Regions from separate parts of the Homo sapiens genome. Here region 2 is linked to region 1. Evidence: read pairs that join two places in POLR2A ChIA-PET (ENCODE). Cell type or tissue: IMR-90. All regions are shown on one strand. Links, peaks and the distances in the headings refer to the core of each region. The heading gives the core; the rest is flanking DNA. Region 1 overlaps PTCH1 (patched 1). Region 2 overlaps ERCC6L2 (ERCC excision repair 6 like 2).

What was found. ChIA-PET counts read pairs that join two places held together with the same protein. Peaks named below come from ENCODE experiments on the same cell type or tissue, not always from the same donor. Only the 100,000 strongest peaks of a DNase experiment are listed, where the experiment ranks them.
Region 2: POLR2A ChIA-PET joins it to region 1 with 22 read pairs; 5 of 35 experiments call an interaction of 5 or more read pairs at or near these places.

Annotation. Positions count from the first base shown.
Region 1 is chr9:95,501,303-95,506,681 of GRCh38, forward strand. It overlaps PTCH1 (patched 1), which reads right to left. Exons shown (of 24, transcript NM_000264.5): 2 at 5,105-5,297. Among named protein-coding and RNA genes, the nearest start is that of PTCH1, 5.3 kb to the right of the region's middle. RefSeq lists silencers at 4,590-4,649, 4,810-4,869, 5,300-5,379. In IMR-90, for the core only: no CTCF peak of the experiment used is centred there; DNase peaks (open chromatin) are centred at 2,889 and 4,549; H3K4me3 peaks cover 1,390 bases; H3K27ac peaks cover 510 bases.
Region 2 is chr9:95,914,054-95,919,432 of GRCh38, forward strand. ERCC6L2 (ERCC excision repair 6 like 2) reads left to right here. Exons shown (of 19, transcript NM_020207.7): 5 at 1,615-1,776; 6 at 2,174-2,381. It also overlaps the pseudogene PARK7P2. Among named protein-coding and RNA genes, the nearest start is that of ERCC6L2-AS1, 41 kb to the left of the region's middle. In IMR-90, for the core only: no CTCF peak of the experiment used is centred there; no DNase peak of the experiment used is centred there.

The DNA of each region.
Region 1 (5,379 bases), core at 380-5,379:
TCTTATAGTGCACAGAACAGCCCCCAACAACAGAGGATGATCCAGCCCCAATGTCAATAGTCCTGAGGTTGAGGGACCTTGCTCCAAATTGAAGGAGTGGTGAAACTCAGTTATCTCCTACAACTGATTGCCTGAGTTCAAGAACACTGAAAGCATTAACACTAGCAAGGTACAAACTTGAAAGCACTTACACATACCAAGCATGTATTTTAAAAAACAATTTCTTCTATTTTTCTTAAAAAAAAAAAAAAGTCAAAGTCACAACTTGCCTCCTTCTTCCTTGACGCTGGCCTGCAGCAATGTTAACATCCAAACACCAAAGCAATATGGATTCATTACAAGGCTGCTGCCCTCTGCAGAAAAGGAGGCCAGGAGCTGGGCAAGCTTTTAGAAAAAACAAAAAGCTCAAAGAAATAAATGAATGTTCTATCGCTGGAGAAGCTTGACAAGAAACTTGTTCTGAGGGAGGGCTGCAGTGAGGGGGCTGATATGAAAAGAAATAGATACTGAGGGAGATGGGTTAAAACTGCTTAACAAAAAGGAAATACCAACAAAGAAACAGGCAAGATTAAAAATAACACCAGTCTGTGCCCAGAAAGGTGAGATCCAGGTGAAGCATTCGTGGCTCCAGGGAAAACACTAGAGGCCAACACGTGAGCACACTCGTGAGACAGGGATGGCTAGTAGGAAGAGCTGACAGCCCCCAGCCAAGCAGGGAGACTTCTGTGAAATGGCCCTGAGGGACGAGCCCAGCTTCCAGGCTCCCACCCAACCTCAACGACCCACAAAGGGAGGCTGCCCTCCAGGAGGCCACATTCCTGTTCTCTGAGCCTTTGCCTATGCTGTTCCTTCTGCCCTGAATGCCCCCTACCCTCTCCCCTCCAGCCCCTGTGCCTAGCTCAGGCCTCCACCCTTGAGGCCATCCTGGAAGATGTCCCCGATTTTCCTGCCATCTTGGCACTGCTGTCCTTCATGTTAACTACCCACACACCAGTCCGTGTACCTGCTGAATGTTTGGATGGAGTTCCCCTGAGGGCAGAGACTGTGGCTTTTCACCAACATCTCTCTGGAGAGCTTTCTGCAATGGTGGTGCAGAGTAGGTACTGAGAACATGTGCAGAATGAACGCTTCTATTTTTATACAATGACAATTAGTTTCTCCCCCACCTTGCTGCCATGGTCATGTGTTTCTGCAACAGCAGATGTCCACTACATCAGTCAACATATTCTCTATCAAACCTCATTACTCCGCACATATGTGAAACTGATTTGACAATTTTGATTAGCAAACACTATAACCCTAAAACTCAAGCTGGTATCTTAACATATAATTGACAGTTTATTAAAAGGCAATCATTATATGGACATTTTAACAACAGAATACAATAATTCTTATCACCAATTCCTACACACGCACACACACGCGCATGCACACACACGGACTCTTTCTCATCTAGCATATATTAGTCTGCACATTGTGGCTGATGTATTCTGCCCTCTTTATAAAGCCAACTCTTTATAAAGCCACATTTCCCCAGCATGTTAAACAAAGCATGAAAGTCAATTTGAAGACACAGCCTTTCGAGTGGATCCCTTTAATTTGCTGGCTGTATTAAAAAGATAACATTAACATGCCTTTGGCAGATAGGAGGATATGCAGAATAAGACAATGTGCATACACACACACGCTCCTGTGATTTTAAACCGCAGGAGAAGGAGCTTCTTCCAAACTATCCCTCAGCATCCCTCTCCCCTTAAAATCTCATACTTTCCTCTCTTCTGTTGTTTTCTAACTAGGGCAATATGCTACCTCTATCCATTTCGTTTGTGTAGCAAGCACTCTGTTGATGCCCAGTTCATATAAAAATTCATGTCTAGAACCTTAAGAACAACCTACCAAGAAAGCAGCATCTAACAGATTTCTTTGCTGATAGTGATGAGGAATTTATCTATGAGACTGATGCACAAAATGAACTTAAATGTGGAGCTATTACTCACTTCAATTCACGGACGTCCACTGAGGTATAGGACAGCAGGGAAATCTTACTCCTGAATGCAAATGCTCACACTACTTACTGCTGACGTGAACACTCAGCTCACTCTGTCACAAACAAGATCTCTACACAATCACTTCTGCTTTGAAAATGAAATTAAATCTATATGGCTACTGTTGTATAGTCACCTCTCTAGTTGGGTCTATCTGCATTTATGAAACTGTCGCTTCTTCTCTAGGGGGAGAATCTAGCACAGAATGAATGAATGAATGAATGAATGAGAGATCAAGGACAGGGCAACAGAACAAGTGACTTATGTCATTAGTAGGCAAAGTAGACCTGGAGACAAACAGACAACCCATAGTTTCCCATCTGTAAAATGGGACAATCCTCATCATAAAGACATTACATCCACTATCATGTTATAAAAACAAAATAGGGCCGGGCGCGGTGGCTCACGCCTGTAATCCCAGCACTTTGGGAGGCCGAGGCGGGTGGATCATGAGGTCAGGAGATCGAGACCATCCTGGCTAACAAGGTGAAACCCCGTCTCTACTAAAAATACAAAAAATTAGCCGGGCGCGGTGGCGGGCGCCTGTAGTCCCAGCTACTCGGGAGGCTGAGGCAGGAGAATGGCGTGAACCCAGGAAGTGGAGCTTGCAGTGAGCCGAGATTGCGCCACTGCAGTCCGCAGTCTGGCCTGGGCGACAGAGCGAGACTCCGTCTCAAAAAAAAAAAAAAAAAAAAAAAAAAAAAAAAAAAAAAAAAAGATAATAATAGCTATTTTATTGAATCGTAAGGCATGCGATAATATATAACAAATGCCTGGTACATGGCAGTTGCTCAACAAGTGACAGTATTAGTACTGAGTAAATAACATTTGGCCCAAGACCAGTGAGTCATGCTGAAACTGCCAAAAGTAAGCAAAGTGAGTGTGCCCCTCAGAAGTGTCCTCATCCAGTCCATTGAAAAAGAAAAACTTTACTCCCTCTCACTACACAACTGGCAGCTCCCATAAAACTGCTAGGAAGCACACTGCATCTCCTTCCAGGACTTGAAATGGGTCGTGTTATGCAGAAAGCAAGTTATTTCCAGAAATATGCAATGTTAAGAAAATAAATCACATTCTATCTCCTTCAACATGTCAAAGGTCCACTGAAAACTCTTGCTAAGAACACCACAAAATCACGTTTTGTCATCCTCATCCGATGGCAACAAATACAGGTTGGATCAAGTGGTGGATGAGCCGGCCCTCCCTGTGCTCATGCCCTATTCTGTCCAAGAATCTACGGCAGCGGCCCTCCCTGTCCTCATGCCCTATTCTGTCCTAGAATCTACGGCAGCGCCCCTACAGTCTAGCCAATCACATCACTTCCAAACTCCTCAGCTGGGGCCCCTGCTGGTGTCCCGCCCATGCCTAAAATGCCCTCCTTCCCCTACCGTCTCCAGTTCTCTCCCCCCACCCCCTACCACCCTCTTGTAACTTTCACAGCCCATTTCAGCTGTGAACCCAAATGTAGTCCAAATGCATCGAATTCTAATAGTTTTAAATTGTGCAGTGTCGCACACACTTGAGTCTCTTATGGTGCTTAACACAGTGCTAGGGACATCATAGGTGCTCAAGAAACTTGTTGCTAGGAGCATAATAGCTGCTCGATAAAACCCTTCTTTTATCTACCAGTGATACTGAATCGCTGAACTGAGGTAAATTACTCCATGGATTCAATCCAAAGAACGCTTTTGTATTAATTACCAAACTACTTAAGGCAGGAATGTTTTGTCTTAATTATGTAGACTATTATTTTAATTGTCACTTCTCAACTAAATACTCCAACTCCACCCCAGGCTTGCAAAACTCTGCAAGCTGAATCTTCACAAACAAGGAGAGATTAAGGAAATATTCTTCAAGGTCTCCAACAGCATCCTGAAAGGGATCACTGAAGCGATTATGCGCATAACTCTTCAGCTTCCACATGCTGTCCGGAGGAATGCTCCAGGTATTTTGGTTTGAATTATCTACCTAGTCACCTCTACCCTCCCCTACTACCCTCTTGTAAGGTAAGGGATGCCCAAAGTGGTGTTTAGGGTTAAAGTGTTTCCAAATAGCAGGATTTGGAACTTGCCAAAAAGATAAATAAGAAACCAGCGGGGGAAAAAAATTGAAACCTTTGTCACCAAAATAATGTAAAAATGTTTGTCTTCGAAAAAATATATATCTATTTTAAATCTGCAACTGCTTTGCTAAGGTCTCAAGAACCCCAAAACTGAGGAACGTGGATAAAAGACTGGCAGAACCCCTCTGAGAGGTCCCTTCAACCCCGCGTTCTTAAAACATTTCTTTTCTTTGCCTGCAAAATGCAGCCTTCCCCCAGAATAATTCCATGTAAAAAGCCCCCACCCGCGAGGAAACATTAATCTACTTTGCAAACATGCGTTCCAGTCTGTGCCTTACTATTTTTTTTTCCACTCCTTCCACCCCCACCCCGCGTTTTTTGTACCTTGAGACAAATGTTTTTTTCCCTCAGAGTTGAAAGCTGTCCAAAAACAGGACCACACACGCCGCCGCCTCCGCAGCCCCGCGCTGCGCCCGCCCCCGGCCCTCCCCAGCGCGGCGGCCGCGGCCGCCGGGGGCGCGCACACTCCAGCCAGCCGGAGGGGTGGCCTCTGGCTCTCCCCGACTCCTTTTTCTTTGGACGCGGTGGGTGGGGGTGGGGGAGAGAAGAAAGCCGGGCCGCGGAGCGGGGCCGGGAGAGGCCAGCCCCGGGGCGCCTCTCGGGGCGCGGCCCAGGCGGACAGCGGCAGCGGCGGCGGGCCCGGGGCCCCCGGCGCGCAGAGTGGTCCGTCCCGGAGGGGCCCCGCGCCCCCGTCCCGCCCCCGCCGCTCTCTCCCACCACACCTCGGCCGGCGCAGCGCCCCGAGTAGATTACAGCGCGGCCTTTGTCGGGCGGGCCTGGCTCCCGGCCAGGCGCCCAAACAATAAACAATCCCCCGGGTGCGGGCAGGGGGTTTCGCCGGCCGCAGCCAGGCTCTAGGTGTGCGCTGGCGAATATCTCTATCAACCGCGAGGAGGGACCGGGCCGGGGGCGCGGGCGCCGCGGCGGGCGCTCTTACCTTCCACCCACAGCTCCTCCACGTTGGTCTCGAGGTTCGCTGCTTTTAATCCCACCGCGAAGGCCCCAAATATGAGGAGGCCCACAACCAAGAACTTGCCGCAGTTTTTTTGAATGTAACAACCCAGTTTAAATAAGAGTCTCTGAAACTTCGCTCTCAGCCACAGCGGCGCTTTCCGGCCAGTAGCCTTCCCCTGGGGACGAAGCAGAAGGGAGGAGTGAGCGCCGGGGAGTCGCGGCCCGCGCGCCCACGCCCGCTTGCGCGCACCCGCCCGG
Region 2 (5,379 bases), core at 74-5,073, 410 kb after region 1:
CTTTTTAAGAAACCGCCATCTGTTTTAGAACAATCGCTGTGCTTTTCCAAAAGCAGTGTTTGAGGATTCTGGTTTCTCCACATCCTTACCAACACTTGATATTGTTAATCATTTTTATCATAGCCATTCTAGTGGGTGTGTTGTGGTATTTCATGTTTTAATTTGCAGTTCTCTAATAACTAATGATGCTGAGAATTTTTTAATGTGCTTATTTGACATCTATATCTTCAGATAGACATTTGGTGTCTATTAGAATCTTTTGCTCATGTTTTAATTGGGTTGTTTTAAATTTTGTTGAGTTATAATAATTTTTTTTTTTGAGACGGAGTCTTGCTGTGTCACCAGGCTAGAGTGCAGTGGCGCAATCTGGGCTCACTACAACCTCTGACTCCCTGGTTCAAGTGATTCTCCTGCCTCAGCCTCCTGAGTAGCCGGGACTACAGGCACACGCCACCGCGCCCAGCTAATTTTTGTATTTTTAGTAGAGACAAGATTTCACCATGTTGGCCAGGATGGTCTTGATTTTCTGACCTCGTGATCCACCCGCCTCAGCCTCCCAAAGTGCTGGGATTACAAGCATGAGCCACTGTGCCTGGCTGAGTTGTAATAATTCTTTATATATTCTGTATACAAGTCCTGTATCAGATTATGATTTGCAATATAGTCTGTAGCATGTCTTTTTATTTTCTTAATGGTGTCATTGGAAGAGCAAAAGTTTTTAACTTTGATGAAGTCCAACTTATCACACTATTTTTAATTGACTATAAGTTTTGTGTCATATCTAAGAAATACGTGCCTAATCCAGAGTCGCAAATTTTTTTTCCCATTTTTTAAAAGTTTGAGTTCATATTTAGGTCTGTGATCTGTTTTTAGTTAATTTTCATGTGTGGTGTGAAGTAAGTGTTTAAATTCATTTTTTTCATAGAACTCCTGGATTTTTGTTTATTCAATATTTTCAATTGTAGTCAATATTTGTAACAATGCTCAAATATTCCAATTAGGCTGGCGTCTCTATTCTTTGGACATATTCGCATTTGTCTTTAGATACATCTGTGCTTTTCGGCTGTTCAGTGTTTCCCCCAACATATGCCTGAAATCAGCTGTTTCTCCATTCTTCCGTGAGGCTCTCATTCCTTTCAGTAAAGAGACCACTATGGGTGCTCATTGCTACTGGGGTAACAATCAACTCTAAACTTTCTTAGTGGACAGGGCTATGGAATACAGCTTTTAAAAATCATGAGTTTATATTGATATTTTTCATTCAGAAAAATATTGCAATAAAACATTGCAAGTTTTATTTCTTTTATATTTGTTTTTCTGGTTTGTTACTTTAAAAAATTCCTTTATTGTCATTTCAGTGATGTTTAAATGAAATTTTTCTTTTTACCATCATTAAAGAATGTCTATACCCTTTCTTTTCTACGCATTTTATTTTTGTCGACTGTCCAAGGGTGTGACCATTTAACTAAGTGGGTAAGAATCCAATGGAGTCATCAAAGAGTAAAAAGGAAAAAATAATTCCAAAACTTTGATAGAGAAAGCTACTGTCTAAAATTGTAAGGACTAAGAAAGGAAGTTTTCTCAACCTCACCCTTCTTTTTTCTTACTTTATAGTTTGGAATGGTCAGCTGTCATTGTGGATGAAGCTCATAGAATCAAGAATCCAAAAGCTAGAGTAACAGAAGTTATGAAAGCTTTGAAATGTAATGTCCGCATTGGCCTCACTGGAACCATCCTTCAGAACAACATGAAGGAACTGTGGTGTGTTATGGACTGGTGAGAGAAAACACTTTTTAAAAAATTGTTTAATAGTTCTTCAGCTGAATACGGTCTTGTTTGCTAATCATTAGTTTCCAAACAAACGAAACAGTCATTTGTCTGGTTTTAGATGTGTTTGATCCCAGATGTGGTATACACAGTAGAGAGTCCCATGAAAACCTATCTTTATATATATTACTCTTGGTCCCTGAAGTAAATATACATGTTCACTGCCAGTTTCATCCTCATATCATAGTTAGAACCTGAAACTGTCGTAAAGAAAGAACATTCTGTTTTCTTGGCTTTTGTTTTTGTTACCGTTGATAATCAAGTAATGTAGTATATCTCTTAGAAGCAAGAAGTTAGTGTTTTTAGATAATAAAGCCCTTACATTTTTCTTATTGTCTTTATAAAGGGCTGTGCCAGGCCTTTTAGGGAGTGGGACCTACTTCAAGAAGCAGTTTTCTGACCCAGTAGAACATGGTCAGAGACACACGGCAACAAAGAGAGAACTAGCCACTGGCCGAAAGGCCATGCAAAGACTTGCCAAAAAGATGTCTGGCTGGTTTCTCAGGCGCACCAAGACTCTTATCAAGGATCAGTTGCCTAAGAAGGAAGACCGGGTAAGAACCGCATTTGTATATATTATTAATTTGTGGTCATATTTTTTTTTTCCTTTTTAAGAAAAAGTCTGTCTCCTGTGGCATTTTGTAAATACAGTTTTTTGCCTTTTATTCTGTATGGAAAAAATTGTTGCGCGCAGAATTTCAGAAACCATTGATTGAGCTCAGTTGTTTTCCTTACTGACTTTATTAACCTGTTAGCTAACAGGTTTATTATTAGTATACATTAAACTCATTTCTCATCAAAACCTTTTTTTTTTTTTTTTGAGACAGAGTCGGGCTCTGTCACCCAGGCTGGAGTGCAGTGGCGCGATCTTGGCTCACTGCAACCTCCGCCTCCCAAGTTCAAGCGATTCTGCAGCCTCAGCCTCCCGAGTAACTGGGATTACATATGTGCACCACCACGCCTGGCTAATTTTTTTGTATTTTTAGTAGAGACAGGGTTTCGCCATGTTGTCTAGGCTGGTTTCGAACTCCTGACCTCAGGTGATCCACCTGCCTCGGTCTCCCAAAGTACTGGAATTACAGGCGTGAGCCACCGTGCCTGGCCTCATCAAAACTTTTGATGCAGTTTTTCCCCAGTAAAGAAGGAAGAGCTTCTCTCTGCAGTGTGTTTTCTGTTCACACGTTGTCCTTCCTATACTGTGTACTATCCACCACACAGTGTATTCTTTGGTACCTTAATTCTAGCTGTAGGATCAAAGTGGTTAAGAGCTTTTTAAAAAATATATAGGTTTGTTTCTTGTAGAATGCTATTTGCAGTTACACAACTAACCTAACTTTTAGAATTTGTAGGAAAACTACATTGTTAAATTGTTCAAGAAAATATGAGGAGTGGACTTCAAGAGGATTTTAAAAAAATATAGTAGTCTTCTTTTATAGTTCTTCATCTTGTGTTTCTTCTAGCTTGGGCAATGGAATAAAGGTTCTGTAGATTACTATGGAACTAAACCTAATTAATGTTGTCCCAAATAAGGGCAATCCTATGAAATGCCCTCTAATTTTAGTGTATCCTCTTGATTGTTTCTTTAAAAAGATAGATTTGAAAGGAAAATACGATATTGATATGCAAGTTGGGGAAATAGATACATCTGACTTTTGATATTTATCTAAAGCAAATATTGTTACTAAATTGAGATACTTCATGAACTCTCACTTTTAAAAATGTTTTATGCAACTTCATATATGTGATTTAGCTATCTGTCTAGTAGGAACAGTACAAAAGTATAAGAAAAGAATTGTTCATAGAGGTTTAGAGCTTGGCCTCTGAAATCAAATACTATTTGATTAGAGTATTTGTGACTTGCAGCACCTCTGCTTAGAGTTTTGTGACTTGGAGCAATTTGTGAGGCCCTGGAACCTGGGTTTCTTCCTCTGTTAAATGGTAGTGATGATAATAGTGCCTGCCTCACATGGTTACTCTGAAATGCATGACACATAAGAAATATTGAGTAATTGGTACTATGTTTAATAATAATAAATAACTGAAGATACCTTTGTACTTCAATCATTGACCACCAACTTCTATATTCTCTTTTTTTCTTATATGTACTTTTATATTTAAGGTTGGGGTCAGGCTGTACTAAATATTTTATATAAACATTTTTTAAAAATCTAGCATCAGGAGGGGGCAGGCTGGATGTGTGCTGCCATGCATCCTTCTTCAGTCTGGTTTGGGTCTTTAAAAAATAAAAGATAAAAATAGCTTCCAAAAGAGTTGTGGTCATCCTGGCTAAAGGAGCAGAGGAAATGGAGGCAGTCAGCCCTGTAGACATGATGAGACAAGCTGAGATTAAGGTCACCATTGCAGGTCTGGCTGGAAAAGACCCACTACAGTGTAGCTGTGATGTTGTTATTTGTCCTGATGTCAGTCTTGAAGATGCAAAAAAGAGGGACCAAATGACACGATGTTTCTAACAGGAGGTAATCTGGGTGCACAGATTTTATTTGAGTCCGCTGCCTTGAGAGAGATACTGAAGGAACAAGAAAACGAGAAGGGCCTCATAGCTACCATTTATTCAGGTCCTGCAGGTCTGTTGGCTCATGAAATAGGTTTTGGAAGTAAAGTTACAACATACCTACTTGCTAAAGACAAAATGATGAATGGAAGTCATTACAGCTACTCTGAGAATTGTGTGGAAAAGGACGGCCTGATTTTTACAAGTCGGGGGGCCTAGGACTGGCTTCATGTCTACTCTTGGGATTGTTGAGGCCTAAGAGCCAAAGAGGTGGTGGCTGAAGTGAAGGCTCGACTTGTTCTTAAAGACTAGAGCAGAAAAATGTGACCATCAGTTAGAGAAATAAGCCATTTGGAATCCATTCTCATTGTGTTTTTTAAAAACAGAAAAATGGTAGGTTAATATGCTCAGAAGCCATCATCAGTCCTGCTGTTGTGAAGTAACAACTACACAGAGATTTCTCAACCTACAAATTGTGTCTGTTTTTTTTTTTAAGACGGAGTCTCACTCTGTCACCCAGGCTGGAGTGCAGTGGCGTGATCTTGGCTCACTGCAAGCTCCGCCTCCCTGGGTTCAAGCGATTATTCTGCCTCAGTCTCCCAAGTAGCTGGGACTACAGGCGCACGCCACCATGCCCGGTTAATTTTTGTATTTGTAGTAGAGACAGGGTTTCACCATCTTGGCCAGGCTGGTCTTGAACTCCTGACCTCGTGATCTGCCTGCCTCCCAAAGTGCTTGGATTACAGGCGTGAGCCACCACGCCCGGCCTGTGTCTACATTTCTGAGCCTGTTTACAGAATAAACATGGCATTTAGGGAAAAAAAAAATTAGCATTGTTTTATAGAGACATTACTGTATTTGCTTGTATGCACCTTTGCCTGTTTATTGCCAATAATCTGATGTAGTGATATAAGCATACAAATATTTACAAATATTTATATGTTTCTATTTTACAAATAAAAAAATGTCACTGCTTTGTCCCTGAAGTCAGGAAGTGCCTTGCCAGTAAAGGACTACCTTTTAAAGTTATTTTGATGTTG